Linked DNA regions of Homo sapiens: region 1 is linked to region 2. Evidence: chromatin loops called from intact Hi-C (ENCODE). Cell type or tissue: endothelial cell of umbilical vein. All regions are shown on one strand. Links, peaks and the distances in the headings refer to the core of each region. The heading gives the core; the rest is flanking DNA.

What was found. A loop is a pair of places that touch in the nucleus more often than their neighbours do. Peaks named below come from ENCODE experiments on the same cell type or tissue, not always from the same donor. Only the 100,000 strongest peaks of a DNase experiment are listed, where the experiment ranks them.
Region 1: a loop joins it to region 2, with 9 times the contacts of the local background. A loop is called at or near these places in 2 of 110 quality-filtered maps.

What each region holds. Positions count from the first base shown.
Region 1 is chr10:120,607,884-120,618,992 of GRCh38, forward strand. LINC02930 (long intergenic non-protein coding RNA 2930) reads left to right here and starts at 699. Exons shown (of 5, transcript XR_002957103.2): 1 at 699-890. In endothelial cell of umbilical vein, for the core only: no CTCF peak of the experiment used is centred there; DNase peaks (open chromatin) are centred at 5,118 and 5,538; H3K27ac peaks cover 3,049 bases.
Region 2 is chr10:120,731,405-120,742,513 of GRCh38, forward strand. The region is part of intron 2 of LINC02930 (long intergenic non-protein coding RNA 2930); the gene reads left to right. Among named protein-coding and RNA genes, the nearest start is that of WDR11-DT, 110 kb to the right of the region's middle. In endothelial cell of umbilical vein, for the core only: a CTCF peak has its summit at 4,581 (motif pointing left); DNase peaks (open chromatin) are centred at 1,707, 3,487 and 4,557; H3K27ac peaks cover 2,192 bases.

The DNA of each region.
Region 1 (11,109 bases), core at 2,025-10,024, 120 kb before region 2:
TTTCACTATTAAAAGTCAGCAGGTTTCATTATTAAAAGTCAGCCAAGAAAACGTGAAAACTTACAGGCTGAAAGAATAATTAAAGGCGATCACTATAGATTTTAAGCATTATTAGTTCTCAAAACTTCTGACTGGCTGATGATGAAGACAAATTCATTCTAATTGTCCTTGATAATTTCATGCTTTTAAAATCTCATGGCAAGACCAACTTGGGAGCCATAGTCCTCAACAGTGGGCATGGTCAGAATGATGGCTGGTAAGAGCAGAGCCCTAATCCATGACAGAATCTGTTAGCCTGCATGGATACAAGTGGGATGATGACTAATGAAGCCACTATTTAGCATTGTATCTAGGATTTCCTTGCCATCTGTAAACCGTGACCCCTCCCTTCAGGCAGTTTTTTAACCTGAGGTGGTTACCTGTTTTTGTTTGCTGTCCTACACTCCTGGCCCCTTGATAGAATTCAACTCTTCTTTGATAACGATTCAGTCTTCCCCTGTTCAAGTGATCAATGTGGGGCTGACCCCACCTCAGCTTCAGAGATGAGCATGTGACCCTGCCTGGCCAATGAGAATACCATATCTCTCTGACCATAGTGATTGGTTAAGGGATGAACATGTGGCCCACAGCTGACCAATCAGAGCTACTGAGACTCAGTTCTATGGTTTCAATGGAAACCACTGAAAAAGAGAAACTCTCTTTTGGCTAGAGTTGCTGTGAGGATGGAATGGGGAACCTGGACAGCTCCAGCAATCTTACTGCAGAAGGTGCTTCTGGGTGGATCCCAGGCAGAGGAATCAGAGGCAAAACATGGAGGGAGTGAACTCCTGAAATCACTTGGGTTCTGAATCCAGCCAAGCCCGAAACCAGCCCTGCCCTGGGCTTTTCAGGTACTTGAGCCAATGCATTCTCTTTTCCTCTTCATCAAGGTTTGTTTAGAGTTTGCATCCCACGTGACTGAACAGAATGGACATTGCTCTTAGCAAGGGACAGTAACCATGAGTCCAAGTCCTGAAACAGAGATGGGGTCCCCTTCCTCCCTTCTCACTGGTTTCCTTCCTCCTGAGTGGGGTCTATCTGAGCCTGGCATTTCCTTCGTGACAGTTTCATTTGCTCCTGGACGGTTCCCTTGCTCACCATCAGCCCTCGGGCCAGCTCTAACACTCAGTTTGTCCAGATAATGTTAGGAACCTGTAAAGAGGAACTCTATGTTGTTCAACTTTTTCTCTCATTAGCACACTGTTTTTCTGTCCCGGGTGATGCAGGCTGAATGCAAAGCAGCAAGATGTGCTGGTTTGAATTCCGTGGCCTTCCTTCATCAGCCTGAGTGTTTGTGTACACACAGCTGGGCTGCAACGTCAGTTTCTGTCTGATGGCTCAGAGCCACAATTTTACCCTGTTATTGATGCCCATTATGTCATTTTAGAAAATGTAGGGATGTGGCTGTCCAACTTATCTGAATATCTGTATATAAATAAATAAATGTACATTTAAATCCATCCTAACTTTGACGTGATCTGAGGGAAAAATGAGGTCTTTGTGTTTTCCCATAGAAATAAGAAGAAAGTAGGTTAATAAACCATCAGTATCACAAGCAATAATGCAACACATGAAATATCATTTGCAAATTATTTTTGCAATTACAATGTTGGTTTTCCATGAAGAGTTGTAGCAGCTGCCTCCTCTCTCAAATAACATATTCACCTGTGGACAGATGGGGAATTGCTAAGATCCCAGCTTATGTTTGTGAAAAGAGAAGCACCACAGTTTAGTGAGCAAGGAGGTTACTAAGCTTGGTGTGCACTCAAAGGCCATGTCTGCACTGTGTGTGATGAAGTGGAGGCTTTGGATACCCATCAGCAAGTTTTATGTTAATAAAATATTTTTTCTTCTATCAAATGCTAAGACCAAAAAGTTTGTCATCTGAATGTAATCGCGTAATTGTCTTGACTCTCAGCTCCATTTTGTGCTCAGAAGAAAGCAGTTGTGTCACGAAATGGAAAGATGAGGTCTAGGTTCAGTAGACCAGTATTGGCATTCTGGGAAAAATAAGACCCCAAAGATAACTTTTTACCATGATTTCACAGACAAATAGGACCTGAGATTTTCTTTTTATGGAGCAAGAAAGCAATGCTTATGAGGACCAGATCTGGGTCTAGTACTACCAAAGAGACTGCAGAGACTTGTGGAGGCATGTGATGGTGTTTCTGAACAATGTTTTTAAATTGTATATGTTTTGTAACAGGAAGAGAGAGATAGGGAAAGGGAGGCGGGAGGAAGGAAAGAAGAAAATAAGAGGAAGGAAGGAAGAATGGAGGAAAATTTCTCTTAATCAGAGAAATAATGAGAGCAAAAAAGAAAAAGAAACCCAGAGAGTCAGAATTCTATTGCAGCATCGTTGGCTAGAGAAAAGGACACTCGGGATTTGACAGGTCGTTGGGAGTGGCTGCTGGGTTTGAGCAGAGTATAACACATCAAGAGCTATGATATACGAAACTGAGTAGGCTTATTTCTTGCATGGCAGAGGAAGGATTAGAACCAATGAGTAGGAAAGAGACTTTGGTTCAGTTTTAAGAACTTTCTTAATAGAGAAATGGGCTTGCCAGTGAGTAGTGAGTTTCTTGTCTGGAGACTTTCCAGCAGAGACCAAACACATATAGGGTACGTTGACAAGGGAATTTAAACATTGAGGAAAATGTTAGACTAACTACTGAGATTCTATGTTTCACATTCGACTCTTGGAAATTAAGCAGTCATCTTAATAGAATACCTGGAAGAATCTGAAGCCACTGGGAACAAATAACCCTTAGACTCATGCAGAGTTCAGAGGAGGAAAAAGCTATGGCAGCAAGAACAAAGCACAAACCAAGTTAACACTTTGCAGCAATGAGGCAATTACTTCCCTCCAAAAACTCCACAGGGAACAATAGTAGGTAGAAGTTAAATCACAAACACTTCCCCTCATTATCTAGGAAATAACTTGAGCTGCCCTTCTAATTAGCATCTGTAAGCAGCCCTGTGCTGTCAGTTCTGGATAACTCTCAGAACCTAGTAAGATGATTATACAAGATGCTCAATCCCATGGTCATTGTTGGCCAGAACACTGCCACCCACACAATGACATGAGTAAGAGGCACTGCAGAAGCCACTTAAACTCCTGGACATATGGGCATAATAACATTTGGAGCTATTGTATAGTTCTGCAATTCAGTGAGCTTCAGCATATTCTGAGAATGAACAAGCTTCCTTCTTATGGTTAGAGTTGCTTTGGCACCTAACTCTCCATGTAAAGAGCCTTGTGTGCAGGGGCAGAGATGATTACATTTAAAATAAAGGCTTACATTTGCATTAATCACATTTATTAGGAAGCTAAGCAAAATCTAAGCTACTGTTTAAAGGTTCTGATGGAAAACATTTTCTCCTTCCACCTGTTCTTGGGGCAATATATTCTATGGACATGGTGACGGCCACTTTCTTCAGGTTGTCCTAGGTAGCTATTTATAAAATCATAGTTATAGAATGTTGGGTCACTTTTTAATGTGCTTATTAAAGCCAAGGAAATAATTTGGCATAACTCCCCAGGCATACTAGAGAAAACCAAGGCATGATCCAAGTAAGAGTCTCAATTTTGCATTTCTCTACTTTCTTCTGGGAGCTTGTCAATATTTGCTATTTGGTTTTCTTACTTTTTTACTTTGAAATCACTATAGGTGTGGGTTGGGGAAGTGAGGATGAGATACACTTTCAAAAAGTTCATACGGGCTGGAAAGGAGATGGGCACCTTAAGTCCCTGGGAGGAATTCATCAAGTATTAGTTATTTTCATGTGTCATGGGTGAGAAGCTTTTCTCCTCTCATCCAAGCAAGCCCAGCCTTTGGTTTTTCCAAGGCAGAGACCGTCTACTGGTCTCTAAGGACTTTCTGTAAACATCTTGTTAATTAGCTGTTAAGCACATTAAGTGAGAAATAAACATGAGTGACTTCATATTTATAGAGTTTGACAGGGGTAAAATCAATTGCTAATTGAGAAGAAGAATTTGAAAAAGAGACAAAAATATACCTAAGGATTTTGGTTTTGAGTCTCTGTTTCTATAGCCTAATTTTTCTCCTGGTTGTATAGACTATCATTTCTTGTTTCTTGGCCTGTACAGTAATTTTTATCTGGGTGCTGAACACTGTAAATTTTACTTTGTTGAGTATTTGGATTTTGTTGTCATCCTTTAAAGAGAGTTAGACTTTGCTCTGGCAGAAAGTTGTTATTTGAGCATCAAATTGTTTTTGTTTTGTTTTGTTTTTGAGGTTTGTTTTTAAGCTTTATTAGAGTGGTCCTAAAGTAGTCTGTAGGGCTAGTACAATGGCATGGCCCTCATGAAGTCTCTACTAAATGCTCTGGGATTTTAACCAGGTCTCTCTACTCTGGCTGGTTGGAGCTAAACTATCTTGCATCCCTGCGTGAGCTCTGGGAATTGCTCAGCTCACAGCTTACAGGTAGCAGTTCTTTGACCAGTTCTATGGAGTTTTACTCTGAAAATACACAGCTCAGTTTTCAGTCAGAGACCCATAGAGACACCCATGCAGATTTCTGGAGCTTTTTCTTTGTACGTTTTTTTCCTCTCCAGTATACTACCTCACAAAGCTGCCTCAGTCTCTCTAAACTATGATCCCTGTCTTGTCAATTCACAAAGACTGCTGTGTTCTCCTTGGCATCGCTTTGGGCACTGAGGTCTGGAAGGTGCCTCCAGGCAGAAATCTGGAGTGGTTGTGGGGCTCACCTTGTTATTTATCTTCTCTCAGGGACTATGTTCTTAATGCTACCTGTTGTCCAATGCCTGAAAGCAGTTTTATATATTCTATTTAGTTTTCTAGTAATTTATGATGGGAAAATATATCAGCTTCCAGCTACTCTGTCATGGCCAGAAATGGAAGTTCTTCATTTCCTAGTCTTTGCATACACATGTTGCACTGTTTCTGCTGCCAACAATTCATCAAACATTACATAGTTGAATAGAAACAGGACCTGGAGGTTGGGGTTGGAGAGGAGATTGTAACTCAGTGGCAAGACATTCATATAAATAAGTCCACCATGGGGAAGAATAATAGAGACGTGTAGTCTGGGCATGGCCTGGCTTTCCCTGTCTAGGACTCTCACACCGATAACCCTCTAAGCTGGGCTTAAACACTTCTTCCCTTTCCCATTATCAATACTGACTCATCCTTGACCCAGACTTACTTTTGTTTATTTGTTGTTTTGAAGCAGTCTTTTATTCTTTTTTATTTTAAACTTTTATTTTAAGTTCAGGCTACACGTGCAGGTTTGTTATATAGGTAAACTTGTGTCGTGGAGGTTTGTTGGACAGGTTGTTTCATCACCCAGGTATTAAGCCTAGTACCCATTAGTTATTTTTCCTGACCCTCTCCCTCCTCCTTTTTTTGAGGGATGACGACAGTTGCTAATCTTGATCTAGTAAATGAATATGGACTGTGTAATTTCCTCCCAAGATCCTGGATCCTTAGCCTAGACATGATTCAAATGAATAATGATATCTTTATGCAGCAGGGAAGGACAATAGGAATGACTGGTGTTAGATGAGACTTGTCAAATTATGCCAAGCAAGCAATTGTCTATGGCTAGTGAACACCCTCAACCCTAGCTCCATTGCTTTTCTTAGCTAACTCCTTCCCCAGTCCCCCATTCAGGAAGATCCTACTTGACTTCTCCATCAGCTTTTTTAGCCTTCAAGCTCAGCTCCAGCCTATCTCCCCTCTAGGCTTGTTATATCATGTGTGCCAGGATGCTTACTTGGATGTATGGCTTCTTGCCAGCATATATTTTGTTCTTGAGGCTTATTCTTAAGTGGGTGGGCCACTGAAGTGTCATTCTCTCTATGTAAGCTGGGGCAGGAACTTGAAAATTGTTTGATGGAGGAGAATAAAGGGAAGTTTGCTGAAAGGATTAAAACAAGCCTGAGGAAAAGTCATGAAGCAGTAAAAGTAATAAATATTAATTACAGTCAAATGGAATTGTATGATGACTATTAGTTGTTTGCAGTTTCAGCTACAAATGCTGGATTCCTTTGATCTTTCTGAGGAAGGTAAGTCCTGGTTCCATCTCTAGGTTGTATTTGCAATTCTCAAGGCTGATTAAAGAACGTTATAGCATCTTCACATTAAGAAAGCTTGCCAAAGCTTTTCCCTGTTCATGGGGATAATGCCTGTATTTTCACAAGGTCTGATACTCAGCTAATGTGGTTCAAAAATATAACTGTCCTGAGTTTGAAACCACAGAAGAAACAGAAAAGATCCCAGAATTTTGCTTAATATTTTGTATTCCACCCAGAAAGAAACCTTATGAAGATAACATCTGTAGCAGTTAATTTGATTTTAGCAATTCTGACTTTCAGAATTTTGATTTAATAAGCCTCATAGGGTCCACCCAAATGCTGTATCTACATGTTTGCTCTTGACTAAAGACATCATAGAGATACCAGGAGAATGTCTGAACCTGAACTCTTGAAGGAAAACTAGACGCAGGTTAACTGGCTATGAAGGCTCTGCGTGATTCTAATTTCTGACTCCAGATTTTCCATCCTAAGAAGTTGGTTAAAATGCACATGCACACATTCACACACATGTCACACACCACCACCACCACCAACAACAACAACAACAAAATTCTCAACTTTTGTAGCTAAAGGAATAGTTTGGTCTTGCTGGACTCTTCTTTTTCCCCAGAACAATGGAGACACCTGTATGCCCCTAATCCATCATCAGCCATCCACACTGCCTCTGTGAAATACCCACTTTGTTTCTCAGGGCCCTTGTGACTGAGGGTTGAGATGTTGCCTTTGCACTTACTCTATTGCTCAAAGTATATCCTCTAACACCATGAGTTTTCAGTCACTTTATTTCTTTGAAAGATGTTGCCCTGTTCTAATATGCCCTGCAGGATGCTAGCTGCTTGCTGGAAGGGGCTGGCTGAGGCTGCTGGGGCTGTATGCTTTTTCAGCATGACTCATTTGCATCTGTCTTTTCTTTGGCAGTTATATTCTTGCTCTAGGCTGTCCCAATGGGAGGAGAATTTATTAAATCAACTTTATTGAAGTATAATTTATACCAATGAAATGCACAGATTTTAAGTATACAATTTGATGAGTCTTGACAAATATATACAGCTGTCTAACTGCTACTCCAACATAGAACATTTTTATCTCTTCAGAAAGTCACATGCACTCCTTCAGAGTTAATCTGTGTCCCACAGCCAACCAATGATCCAATTTCTATCACCATCATAAGTTTTGCTGGTTCTAGAATTTCATATAAATACAATTAAAGGCATACATTCTTTTATGTGTGACTTCTTTTGCTCAACATGTCTACTAGGATGATCTTGGTTGTTGTGTATATTATCAGTTATTTTATTGCTATTACTTTTTATGGTTGAGTGTATTCCATTGTATGAATATATAAACAGTTCTCCTTCGCCTGTTTGTGGACATTGAGAAGTTTCTAGGTTTTGGCTACTATAAATGAAGCTACTATGAATGTTTGTTTTTAAGATTTTTGTTGAAGTATGTTTTTATTTCTCTTTGAAAAATAGAGTAGAATTGTTGGTCATAGCAGAAGTATAGTGTTGGCCTTATAAAAAGGAAAAAACTTCCAAACAGTTTGCAAACTGTATCATTTCACATTCCTACTAGCAACGTATGAGAATTCAAGTTGCCGCACATCCTTAGCAACACTTTATCTTGACAGTCTTTTTAAATTTTAGTTCTCCTAGTGGGTAGGTATTGGTATATCATTGTGTTGTTAATTTGTACTTCCCCGATGACCAGTTATATTGACTGTATTCTCATATGTCTACTGGCCATTCTTCTGTGTGTGGGTGTTTTCAATATTTTACCAGTTTTTAGTTGTGTTGTTTCTTTTCTTATTATTGAATTGTAGGAGTTCTCTATATATTTTGGTTACATGTCCTATTTCATAAATAGGTATTGCAAATACTCTTTCCCAGTCTGTCATTTGACTTTTCATTTTCTTAACAGTTTCCTTCAAAAAACAGACATTTTTAATTTTGATAAAGTGCAGCTTTTCATTTTTTTGTCCTTTATGGTTAGTGTTTTTTGTGTTTTGTCAAAAAAAAATTGTCTTTCCTAACATACTCTTTATTATATGTTGTTTTTCCTTAGAAGTTTTGGTTTTTGCTTTTGCATTTAAATATATGGCCCATTTTAAGTTGCTTTGTGTATAGATATATATTATATATTGTGTATAAACATATATATTGTGGCTTTATGACATAGGAGAAATGATAAAACAACAATACTGGAATTGGGGTATAAGAATACACAGTTCTTAGGTTATACTTGAAGTAGTGTAATGTTGAGCATCCTGTGATGAGTTAAAGACATATATTATACATCTTAGAGCAATCACCTTAGAAAAGGGCTAAAGATAATAAACTAATAGAGGAGGTAAAATGAAATGCTAAAAATACTCAATCCAAAAGTGGGTAGAAAAAAGGACAAAAAAGAAAAACAAGATGGTATATTTAAACCCAACCATGTCAATAATTACATTAAATGTAAATGGCCTAAATATTCCAACTAAAAGGCAGAGATTGTCAGAGTGGATGAAAATATAAAACTCAACTATATGCTGCCTTTAAGAAATTCACTTTAAATATAAAGGCAGATAGGTTAATAATAAGGTCTGTAAAATATATATGTAAATATTAATCATGAGAAAACCGAAGTGGTCATGTTAAATAGACCAATGATGAAAGAGTTAATTCACTAGAAAGACATGCCAATCTTAAATATATATGCACCTAACAACAAGTTTAAAACACATTAAGCAAAGGCGATAGAACTGAATGGAGAAATAGAGCCACAACTATAACTGGAGATTTTAACACTCCTCTTTAAATAATTTATAGAACAAATTGACCGAAAACAAAATTAGGTATGAATATTGGATAAAGGAGATTTGAATAACACTGTCAATCAACTGACTCAATTGACATTTATAAAATACTCAACCCAACAATAGTATAATACACATCCTTTTCAAGTGCACATGGGACATTTGCCAAGATAGACTATATGCTGGGCCATAAAAGAAATCTTAATAAGTCTAAAATAATCAAAATCATGGAGTATGTTCTCTGACCAAAATATAATTAACTTAGAGATTACTAATAAAACATATCTAAACATTTTTCAAATATTTGCAAATTTAGAAATACACCTCTACATAACCCATGAGTCACAGAAGAAATCATAAGAAAAATAGAAACACTTTAAAATGAATGAAAGTAAAAACACATCATATCAAAATTTTTAGTAGAAAGCTAAAGCAATATTTAGAGGGAAATTTATAGTTTTAAATATTTACATTTAAAAAGAAGAAAGATATAAAATCAATTATTTGTTTTCAACTTAAGATACAGAACCAAGAGCCAAAAATAAGTAGAAGAAATGTAATGATAAGGATAAAATACTAACTTATTAGTAAGATTTTAAATAATTTTTAAAGGTTCATCTATGTCTATAAGGCCTTGCACATACTAGGTGCCTTGTAAGTATTTTTTTCCAGTTGGAATAAAGCCTTCTACTTTCTAATATAGGGTTAAAACAGTGTGGCTTAGTAGAATGAACATAAGTTAAAGAGTATGGGCAGTCTAGAGTTTAAATATCAGCTCCCTCATTTAATAATTGCATGACCTTGGACAAGCCATTTAATTTCTCTGAGCTATAACAATAGCTACATTTATTGAGTACTTATTGATGGTATGCACCTTATATGTATTAACTCATTTAATTCTTATAACAACTCCATGAGGTAGGTACATTTAACATCCTCCTTTTAAAGGAAATAGTATCTCATATGGTTTAGAAGCCCCTCTGAGATCACAGAGCTAGCAGATGGTAGCATTGAGATTCAAAGACAGGCTCATCTGACAGTAATCTTATGTACTATTCCTGAAGATCCAGAAAACTTCAGTTTCTTCATTTGTAAAAATAAGGTTATTGATGCAAGATTGACTGAAGGGGAACAACAGGAATGGAGAACAACAATACACAGGGTCTGGCTGTGTACAGGGAGAGAGGGAGTGGAATGTCCCCCAAGTGCTATTCAACAGAGCAGTTCCAAGATGCATTTCAGCACTAGGGCCTGCAGGGAGAGAGGTCAGGAACATATTGTATTGCCCATTGGTGCCATCTACTTTGCTGTGTCTGGCTTGCCAGGCCCAAGCAGGTCATGTAAATGAGTACAGTGGTAGGTAAGGTGGGCCGTGACAATGAGTGATGAATCTTCTAAAGCGTCAGCAGCCCCTTGCCTCAGACTCCCTGAGGCCACACTGAAATGTGCACCCAGCATCACCAGAGCTTCTGAGTTTTCAAGAGATGCCAGTAATCTGGCTTTTAAGTACTCTCAATTCTTAGGTATTGACTCTTAAACTTTTTAAGGAAACACTGTAGGGGCTAAATAAAATACATTTGATGGCTGGCTTTAGCTCATGATGGGCAGTCCATAGTCTTGGGTTTACACTTAGTGTGTTTTAAAGGATATTCCAATAACCAGAACGAAAGTGTTTTTCTTATCTTCTAAGTTCTTTTGAGTAATAATTCCAAAGTACTATATGGACATCAATAGGTTGGGATTAATATTTATGTTGGAATGAAAAAAGAAAACTGTGTGTGTGTGTATGTGTGTGTGTGTGAGAGAGAGAGAATTTCTTAAAAGACTTCAAAGCAGAAAACTATGTGGCTAATCTTATTAGTGGAAAAAAAAAAAGACTTAGCATCTCTGGGAGATACTCCTTTACTCCTTTGGTTGGAGTCACCCTTGTCAGGCGAGAAAGGAAAGGTGATAGCACAGTTTTCCTCTTAGCTACAAGGGGGGAATAGAGAACTTAGCAGATGAATGATGACCAACTGAAGAAGGCTCAGGGTAACATCACAAATCCACAATGCATAATGTTGCTGGGAAGAATATGTGACTAATTGCCACCTGTATTTAAAGCAGTGGGGAGAGAGGTGTTTCCCTTTCTTTGAAAGAAACACCAAAGAAGGAAGGAAAGAAAGAACAGATTACATCTGTGCTTCTC
Region 2 (11,109 bases), core at 1,320-9,319:
AGCTTCTTCAAAAGGATAAATTAAATTCCTGCAAGAACATCTTTAAATAAACTATACTTGTATTGGCACCCTTGCATTTATGTAGAAATTAAAGGAAGACATATTTTTATTACAAAAATAACTTCTTAATAATAGCTGGGTATGAACTAATTGCTTTCAAGGCTTTGCACATGGTGGCAGGAATTATTACATTAAATGTACACTGTGGCTTTTGGCTTGGGCATACTTGGATGAGGGCTCAGCCACCAGGAGATCCCCACAGTTCTCATCTTTCCAGATAGATGAACTTGATGCCTCCTTTGCATTGAGTATGAGAATGGTATAGGCCCTCCCCCAATAAACTGGTAGGATTTGCATTTAGCAATATTTAACAATAAAAACTATGTTTACTGAGCTTTGCTGTGCCAAGCACTGGGCTAGGTGCTTTCTATGTAATAATGCACGGACTCTGATGCAAAACTACCTTAATTTGAATCCTTCCCCATCTACTGACTAGATATTTAACCATATTGAGTTGCTTAACTTTGTTATGCCTCAGTTTCTGCATCTGTAAAATGAGAATAAGGAGAGTACCTACTTTAGGTGTTACGGAAGTGAATGAGTTCTTAATGTCCAGTACTAAGAACAGTATAGGTATGCAATCAGAACAGAAGAAAGGGTAGTTATTGTTGTTATAATAATGATAAGGAGGAGGATGCTGAACTCTAACCAACTGAGAGTTAAAAAGTATATTTTCTTTTATTGACTTTATTCTTTAACCCCAACTTCAGGAAACTGAAGGCTTGGACAATATTTCCATGACTCATTCAAAGTCAGATGTCAAACAGCTAGTAAATGGCTGAGCTTGGAGAGGAACAGGTTTCTTTGTCTATGACTAACACGTTAATTGATTAAATCATCCAATCCACTGGCCAAACTAGTCAAACAGCCAGCAGGTTTATGATATAGAGGTGAGGGGAATGAGCTTGATGGTGTTATAGGATGGACAGTGGCTTTGGAATCAGAAAATCTTGTCCTGAATCAGCCTTCACTAACTCAAGTCAGTTGACTTCTCCAAGTTTCTATTATTTCATCTATAAAATGATTCCCAATCTAACCCATTCAAGATGGGTGTTCAGAGAAGCAAAGAAATATCATATTTGAGAGAATTTTGTAAATCAAACTGCCATAAATTGTGCCATTTATTAATGTTTGATATTTTACAAAATGATTTTTACTTGTTTTACACAGTTGTTAATTAAAATGACCAAATCACTTGGTTATTGCTTGTAATATATGTGGAATCCAACAGTTTTTTTAACCTACAAGTACATGAATCAGCCTTGAAAACAAGCACGATGATTAATATTGAGTGTCAACTTGATTGGATTGAAGGATGCAAAGTATTTGTTCCTGGGTGTGTCTGTGAGGGTGCTGACAAAGGAGATTAACATTTGAGTCAGTGGACTGGGAGAGGCAGACCCACCCCCAAGCTGAGTGGGCACCATCTAATCAGCTGCCAGCGTGGCTAAAATAAAGTAGGCAGAAGAAAGTGGAAGGAGAGAGATTTGCCGTGTCTTCTGCCCTTCATCTTTCCTCCATGTTGGATACTCTTAAGTTCTTCAGCTTTTGGATTCTTGGACTTACACCAGTGATTTGCTAGGGGCTCTCGGGCTTTCAGCCAGACTGAAGGCTGCACCATCAGCTTCCCTATGTTAGAGGTTTTGAGACTCAGTCTGGATTCCTTGCTCCTCAGCTTGCAGATGCCCTATTGTGGGATCTCACCTTGTGATCATGTGAGTCAACTCTCCTAATAAACTACCCTTTATATATATATGTGTGTGTGTGTGTGTGTGTATGTGTGTATATATATATATATATATTCTATTACTTCCCTTCATATATATAAATATATATAAAAATATATATAAATATATATAAATATGTATAAATATATATAAATATATATAAATATATATAAATATATATAAATATATATAAGTATATATAAATATATATATAAATATATATAAATATATATAAATATATAAATATATATAAATATATAAATATATAAATATATATAAATATATATACCAATATATAAATATATAAATATATATAAATATATATAAATATATAAATATATAAAAATATATATAAATTATACATATATAAATATAAAAATATATAAATATATATATAAATATATATAAATATATATAAATATATAAATATATATATAAATATATATAAATATATAAAAATATATAAATATATATAAATATATATAAATATATATAAATATATATAAATATATAAATATATATAAATATATATAAATATATAAATATATATAAATATATATAAATATATAAATATATATAAATATATATAAATATATAAATATATATAAATATATATAAATATATAAATATATATAAATATAAATATATAAATATATATATAAATATATATAAATATATAAATATATATATAAATATATATAAATATATAAATATATATATAAATATATATAAATATATAAATATATATATAAATATATATAAATATATAAATATATATATAAATATATATAAATATATAAATATATATATAAATATATAAATATATATATAAATATATATAAATATATAAATATATATAAAAATATATATAAATATATAAATATGTATATAAATATATATAAATATATATATATATAATATACTACTACTCTCCTTCAGATAGATAGATAAATAGATAGATAGATAGATATCCTATTAGTTCTGTTCTGTCCCCTTAGAGAACCCTGACCAATACAACGTTGGGAAATGTCCTAACTCATAAAAATGGAGACCCTTTCTCTCTTTCTCCCAGGAAATGTACAGTTTACATTCATGCTTTGATTCATACTTTGATTGATTCATTCATCCATTCATTCATTCATTCACTTTTCTTTTTTCTATGTGCCAGGCATTATGATGGGTAATAGAATGAATAACGTACAATCCTTGCCCTTAGTAGGTTAAGCAGCCTCATAAACACATCATTATAATCCATTGCGTTAAACGTAGTGCTAGGTAATTGATCTGGGAAGGAAATTCATAGAAGACTTCCCGGAAGAAGTGACATCTAAATTGAGTCTTGAAGAAAAAAAATAAGTTATTAGCAGCTAAATACATGGATCTCCTTTGTGACCCTCCAAGGGCAGATGGCAAGACTTGGTGGTGATGGATGGACTTCACTGTGAATTTCAGGTCTGAAATGACTGAAGAAACTTGATGACTTGGCTGAGAATGTCCTTCAATAATCTGCTATATGCATAGGGCTTCTCTATTGGGTGTCTTTGGGCAGATGTTTGCAAACCTGGCTTATTTAATGTATGAAGTTTCTACAATGGACCGTGTTTGCCTTAAAAAAGGAAATGATTCTTTACTCTTCTCAAATGGTCATAAAGAAGCAACTCATGTTTATGTAATGCAGCTCAGTGCTGAGGCTGAAGATAAGAGTGAATTTCGATGGAGCTCTTCCAAGCACTAAAACAAAATGAAGGAAATAAGATACGATTAGACCAGAATTCATGGAAGTGAGTCAAATATACATCTCCACCTACAAAGAAATAGTCTCATTATCGCTTTAAAAGATTTTTATGTGGGAACATCATGTGCGTATTGTTTCATAATTACTCTTTAACATGCAGTAAAAATAATTTTGCATGCACCAGTTTGAGTGTTTATTGGCTTCCCTAAAAGCAAAGGCCTTGAGGTACTAATTGGGACAGAGGCGGGAGGAGAACAGGGTCAGAGAAGAGACCCAAGGAATGTCAAAATCAGTCATTTGCTCCTAAGTGGTAGGAAACAGAGACATTTTTGGTTCCAAGTTGCTTGTTTGGGCCTAGTTAGAAAAGTTGGTTAAACTCTGGGCATTTGCAGGTTGAGAGCTATTTGTTTATGTGAACTAGAAAAAAGTATCTTTCAGGACCAAAGGTATTGGGATGGGTTCAGTGGAGAGGGTGGATGTACTTTGGGCTCAGAGCTTAATATTGATCCTATAGATCAGGGGTCCCCAACACCAGGCCAAGGACCCATACCAGTCCGTGGCCTGCTAGGGACCTGGCCACACAGCAGAAGGTCAGCAGTAGGCCAGTGAGCATTACTGCCTGAGCTCTGCCTCCTGTCAATCAGCAGCAGCATTAGATTCTCCTAAGAGCGGGAACCCTATTGTGAACTGCACATGCTAGGGATCTAAGTTGCACGCTTCTTATGATAATCTAATGCCTGATGATCGGAGGTGGAACAGTTTCATCCCAAAAGCATTCCCCGTCATCCATGGAAAAATTATCTTCCATGAAACTGATCCCAAAGCGTTTTGGGACCACTGCAGATGCCTGGGGATACCTGACATCCGATTGCATAACAAACTTCATCCTCTGAATATTCATAACCATGAGTAGTGTTTGCATTATAGTAAGTGGTGTGTGGACAAATACTACAACCATTATAAATAAACTGTGGTAGTAATTGTAGTAATAATACCTGCTTTGAATTAAGGAGGTGTGCCATTTGCCTGGTATTTTAGATGTGCCATCTAGTGGTCAGAAGGAGCATTTTCAGATTATTAAAGTCGCTCTAGTACTCAGAGACACTTGCAATATTCTGAGTACTGATTATTTCACGGTAAGTATCCACTATGTTTCTTCCTCCAGGGAAATAATTCATCATTTTTGGTAATGTAAGTCTGAAGCTTTTTTGAAATCCTTTCGTCTGTGTAAAGCTAGTTTCCATCTCATCCTCTTCTATAAAATAAGATACTCTCTATTTGCTAAAGACAATTTAAACTGGGTCTCAGGGGAGGAGCCAGAACATACCAACAGGTGTGGGCAAAAGGACAGGTGTGGGCAAAGGGACAGAAAAGGTGGCTTGGCCAGATTGTGACACTTGTCGTTGTCACAGCTAAAATGTTTGAGGTTTGGCATTTAGGGGACACTGGAATGTCAGCAGTAAAGTGATGGGTCAGGGCTGAGATGCAAAAAGGTAGCTTGGTGTCGAGCAATGTGAGGCCAGAGGCAGGACACCTGGATGATGGGTGTGACGGTGGCCCAGCCAAGACACAGACATGGCCTGAATCAGACACAGAGTTGGTGATGGGGAGGGCTGGGGGATGCAGCAACATGACCCGTGGGAAGTGGGACATGGCTACAGGCAGTCTGCAGGCCAGTCTGGCACCACTGCATCCTGACACCCGGCACATGGCAGGTGTGGAGCAGCCAGGAGGGAGAGCCCCTGAGCCCCTGCCTGATCAGCTCCTCCCTCCCTCCTTTCCTCCCTACCTCCCTCCCTTCCTTCCTCCCTCCCTTCCTTTCTTCCTCCCTTCCTTCCTTCCTTTCTTTCTTTCATTCCTTCCTTCTTTCTTTCTTTTTTTTTTGGAGTCTCACCCTGTTGCCCAGGCTGGAGTGCAGTGGTGCAATCTCAGCTCACTGCAACCTCTACCTCCCAGGTCGTGATTCTCCTGTCTCAGCCTCCCGAGAAGCTGGGAGTACAGGTGCCCACCACCATGCCCAGATAATTTTTTTTGTATTTTTAGTAGAGACAGGGTTTCACCATGTTGGCCATACTGGTCTCGAACTCCTGACCTCAAATGATCCACCAGCCTCAGCCTCCCAAAGTGCTGGGATTACAGGTGTGAGCCACCATGCCTGGCTAGCTCTGTTTTCTTAATGAGAAAAGGATCTGCCCAGGAGGAGTGGAGTGGCACACCGTCAGGGGCTTGGAGACAGAAAGGAAGGGAATAAGAAGAAAATCAAAAGTATCTCAAATTGTACTGAAGCACTGCTTGGGCTAAAAACCACCAGCGATGTGGGCATCTATTCAGCAAGGTTGTGCCATTCTCCCTGTGCCAGAGCAGAGGGACAGGATAAAGTTTGTGCAAGGCCAGAGAGGGAGAAGACAATACTGTCATGTCCATCAGCCCTGTCCTTGGATCATCAACTGTTAACTGCAGTCTAGCTCCGTGAGGCTTGGTAGCTTTGTGGTTAAGACCCATCCCACCTCTGCTGCCCGTGGGGCCATCCTTAACCTCTCTCAGCCTCAGTTTCCTCACCTGAGAAGCAGGGATCAGAACATAACCTATCCCCCATGCAATGTAGTTGCAATTCGGTGGGGTAGTTCATACAAAGTGCCTGGCCACGAGCCTAGCGCATTGCTGGTGCTAAGTTGATGGTAGCTATTACTTTCTGCAGAAATGAGTATTTCTGTGCACACTTCATATATGGCCTACAAAGAACTCACTGCATCATTCCAGAATTTAGCTGTTGCCCTGCCACTTGAATCTTTGAGACTAAGAACTAATGGATGATGGTTCTAGTTCTGCCACTTCTCCCACCTTTTTTGGGTTTTTGACTCACACACACACACAATGAGAAGGAGAACTCTCCCACTCTGAATATTTAGGCATGCCACATTTCGTTTTATTTATTCACTATTCTCGGTAGCCGGATATTTTTGCACTGAGGCCATCTATAAAATCAAAAAAATGAAATCCAATCTTGGCTAACTTTGTAGTTAATTAACACATTTCTTTAGGCTCTTTATGAAGGAAAAAAGAAACAAATAACTTTTCACTTCTTTCTGCATGTGCCTGTATGGATGAGTAGAAGGAATTACTGTAATTAATGCTGGATTTTAAAATACCAGTATGGGGAGATAGCTAGCATCTTCCAAATAAGGAGATGAGTCAGAGCCTCAGAGATGCTATGGTGTTTAGATAAATGTGAGTTATTAGGTAACCAGGAAAAATACATTACAGAAGGCAACACATAGGGCAATGAAGCTGCAAGCCAGCACGTAAATTGCGAGCCACAGTCCTGAGTGCTCTGGTGGATAGCAGGTTTGTAACTCTATACAAAACCTATGTTTTCCTACCTAAGAAAGGGCAGAGGGTTTTGTCCAGTAAGATCTCTACCCTTCAGGACTTCCAGGTACTGTTTGATTTCCATTTTTCTGACTCAAGGTGGTCTTCCCGGGGGCCATGCTTTGGGAAAAGCTTGTATCTCTAAATTCACTTGATCTCCTCTTGCTGATTCCTGTAGCATCCTGGAGAAGTAAGAGTTGAAGAACTTCCTAGACTTCACAGAGCTCTGGTCTGGGGGCCTCTCTCCATTTGTTTTGTTGTTAAGGCCAATTTTAAGAACAATCAAACAGAAGGTTCTGGAGAGGGGAAAAAACAAATTGAAAAGGTACAAGCTAAAGAACTTAATACAAGAGAAAGTGAAGGATGTGGGGGAAGGACTAGAAATAAATCCTAGGAAAGCTACAATTCATCAGGTTTGAAGTAAGTGCATTTTCTAGTGGCTCATGGATCACTGGCTCATGAAAGAAGAAACAAAGAGAGATGTAAAACCTGGAGACTGACCCAGCAAACTCATTAGCCATCAAGCTGCCTATAGCCTTGCCTGCAGGAGGAATGGGAGCAGGACGAGGGCTCTGAGTCAGACAGGGAATGAAGCTACACCTTAGTCGGGAGGCTCCGATCCAGTGATGACCAACCCTTATTCCATTATCACCTCCCTATGGAGTCTCTTAAGACATTGTTTATCTAACCACCCCTCCTTGTGATACCACAGATACACCATAGAGCTCTCTATGTGCTGTGGCCTTTTAGAGGGCCACAAACTATTGTAATCTCTAAGATTTTCACCCCCAAGAAACAATTTTTATCCCCTGGGGGAGTGATGTTGCCCCTAGGTACTTACTGTATGCCTGGCCCTGGTGTGTATTATTTCATGTAATCCACTATTCCCATTTGACATATAAAACTTAGAAGGGTTGAATAACTTGTTCTAGGACAAAGAGGATTTCAACCCAGGGAGTCAATGTCAGCTCTGCCCTCTTAACAACTATGCTTCTGTTCAAGATCACAACCCGCCCTGCTCGTAACCACCATACTGTCCTGCTCCTTATTTGGAGAGGTTGGACAGTCTCAACTGGGATGCAGAAATAACATCCCTGTAGGCAGGACTCATGGGATCATGACAGGTGCCAAAGGGGTCCCCTCATATAAGCACCTTCCACTGAGGTAAAAGCAATGAGTGTGAAAACAGATTTAAAATCTAGTGCCTTGTTAAAAAGTCCTGTTTTAGACCATTACAAGACAGAAATCTCTGACTCCATTTTCCTCTCTCTAGAGTTCTGTATTACAAACTGCCCAGCATGGAAGCACATTTCTAATCTAAATGATCTCTACAGATTTTACCAAGGTGAGGAGCCCAATGTGGATCCTTTCATCCTAATGCAGTCTTCTGTGAACCATTCCTGATAGTTACCCATACTCTGCCTGAACATTTTCCATGTCATTCCGTCTTTCCTCATGGAAAGACACCTCCCTTCACCTCTTTTTATTTTAATCAGGCAGGGTATAACCTACATGAAGTAAGTTATACCATTCTTTTTGTTTGTTTTGTTTGTTTGTTTGTTTGTTTGTTTTGAGACAGAGTCTCGCTCTGTAGCCCAGGCTGGAGTGCAGTGGTGCAATCTTGGCTCACTGCAACCTCTGCCTGCTGGGTTCAAGCAATTCTCCTGCCTTAGCCTCCCAAGTAGCTGGGATTACAGGCACCTCCCACCATGCCTGGCTAACTTTTTGTATTTTTCGTAGAGACAGGGTTTGTTGGCCAGGCTGGTTTCAAATTCCTGACCTCAAGTGATCCGCCCGCCTCAGCCTCCCAAAGTGCTAGGATTACAGATGTGAGCCATCGTGCTTTCTTAAGTGTACAACTCAATGACTTTTAGCATGTGCATGATTCCGTGAACTGATGTTTGTCATCATATACATTCACTTCTCGTAGGCCTATACTTAGGAATGGGATAGCTGAGTAATAAGTAATGTTTAGCTTTAGTGTCAAACGTCAAACAATTTTCTACAGTGATCAGACCAAATTACACTCCCGTCAGCAATGTGTGCAAATGTTCCAGTTGGTCCACATCCTTGTCAGCATCTGATATTGTCTTTGTAAGCTTAACCATTCTGGTGGGTGTGTAGTTCTATCTGGTTGAGATTTTAATTTATTTTTCCTATTAAGTAATGCTATTGAGCATGTTTATATGCTTTTTAGCCATCTGATATCTTCTTTCATGAGATACTTGTGAAAGTCTTTGGCCCATTTTTAAATTTGGTGTTTTGTCCTTTTTTTATGATTCCTAGGAACTTTTATATACACTAAAAAATTTCCTATTAGCTAGGAAATATTATTTAAGGCCATACATGGTGGCTCATGCCTGTAATCCCAGAACTTTGGGAGGCTGAGATAGGAGGATAGCTTGATGCTGAGAATTTGAGATCAACCTGGGAAACATAGAACCAACTTTACAAAAAAATTTTTTAGAGAAAGAAGTATTATTTAAAATTGAAAGCTGCTATCATGTCTTGCTCCCTCTGCCCCAATTTGGAAATCAGATCATGTTTGTAAAGGCAAACCATCATGTTCAGGGGTGGAATGTGCCTCTTGCTGCCAGATACTAAATTATCTTGTTGGACTATAAATGAGAAGTTTGCCCTTTTGTGGGAAAGTAAGGGCACATGGTTTATATTAGTATTTCAACATAATATAAGACACTTACTTTACGTCATAGCCACTACCTCTTCCTGATGCTCTGGTCTAGATTCTGGCAGGTAGAAACGAAAGCTTAAGGGGAAAAATTACCATTTTTATAGTTAGCACTTATGGGCCAAGAAGTTATTCAAGTTATTCATTTTAATATAACTGATTTTTAAGGGCCTATAGTAATAATGGTCATTGATCACCTTCTCTGTGCCAGACTCCTGGCTAGGCATATTGTGAACTTTATCCCATTTAATTTTCACAAAAGTCCTACAAGGTAAAGATGAGGAAACAGACCCACAGAGAAGTTAGAAATGTGTCCAAGGTCATAAGCTAATAAAGGAAGAGCCAGGATTCAAACCCATGTTCAAAGTCCATGTCTCCCAAAGAAAAAATTACACTTTTACATCATTGTGAAGGTTGTAAGTTTTCTGTAGATGAGAAAGAAGTTTAAAAATTATCCCCATTCTGTTTTTATCTTGTTCTATGAACTTCCCTTTCCAACAAAGCAGCTTGGAGTTTGTGTGCCACAGTTGGCACTTAGGACTCTCATGAATTTCCAAGTCGATTCTGAGGGCAATGGCGCCGTGTGCAAATGTTTGTTTAAAGACATGCTGTGCGGTGGCAGGACCCAGCCTGCTCAGGCAGCAGGGGGAATCAGCACGGAGGCAGTGATCACACCAGGTATCAGCTCCTGAGTGAGCCTGCCTGTCTGTCCCTCCCTTCAGGGGCTGTGCATAAAGGCATTTCTCTCCAGCAAACATGCACATCATCCTGTCATTTTGAGCTAGAATCTTCCTCCCAACTTGTTATCATTATCAAAAAGCAAGTTCTGTACCTTCAGACTCTTTCCCTAAGGGAAATGAGACTCAAAGAAGGGTTACTGATATCAAAATTTGGGGCTCTCATTAAACTATGGTTCCCTCTGTCTTCCGCAGTAGAGAAGAATTCGTTCAGAGCAGTAATGCACAGGGTAGAAATGGAAGGTCTCAATAATGGTATTCAAATGACTGATGGGGAAATTTCAAAATATTTCCAACGTTTCTCTTAAGATTGAACCTGATTTTTCACTACAGGGGAATATACATGCTGAGTCCAGGTTATGCTCATGAAAAGTTACCCAGAGCAATCTGTGTCTTGTCCACAGTGCACAGATCTCTTTAACCTGATGGGATGTGAAAATCATGACAATTGAAATAGCATCACAACTTTCTCATGTTGATGAATAGATGGCCCAGGGTATACCTTTGACTTAGTCTATTTTTAGCTCTAATAACTATTTCTTGCTGCATAGCATTCCTTATGGTTTCTTCTGGGCTACACAGTAAAAATAATTCTGGACATGGAGTCAGAAGGCCTGGGTATAAGTCCTCGTGTGACTATCACCCCCATCTTACCTCTGCAACATCACCTCCTGCAACTCTGTCTCCACACACCCTGCACCAGCCCCTGGGTCTCCTCCCTCCACACTGGCCCCCCTACCTAGAACAGGGGTCCCCAACCCCCAGGCCATGGACCAGTACCAGTCCGTGGCC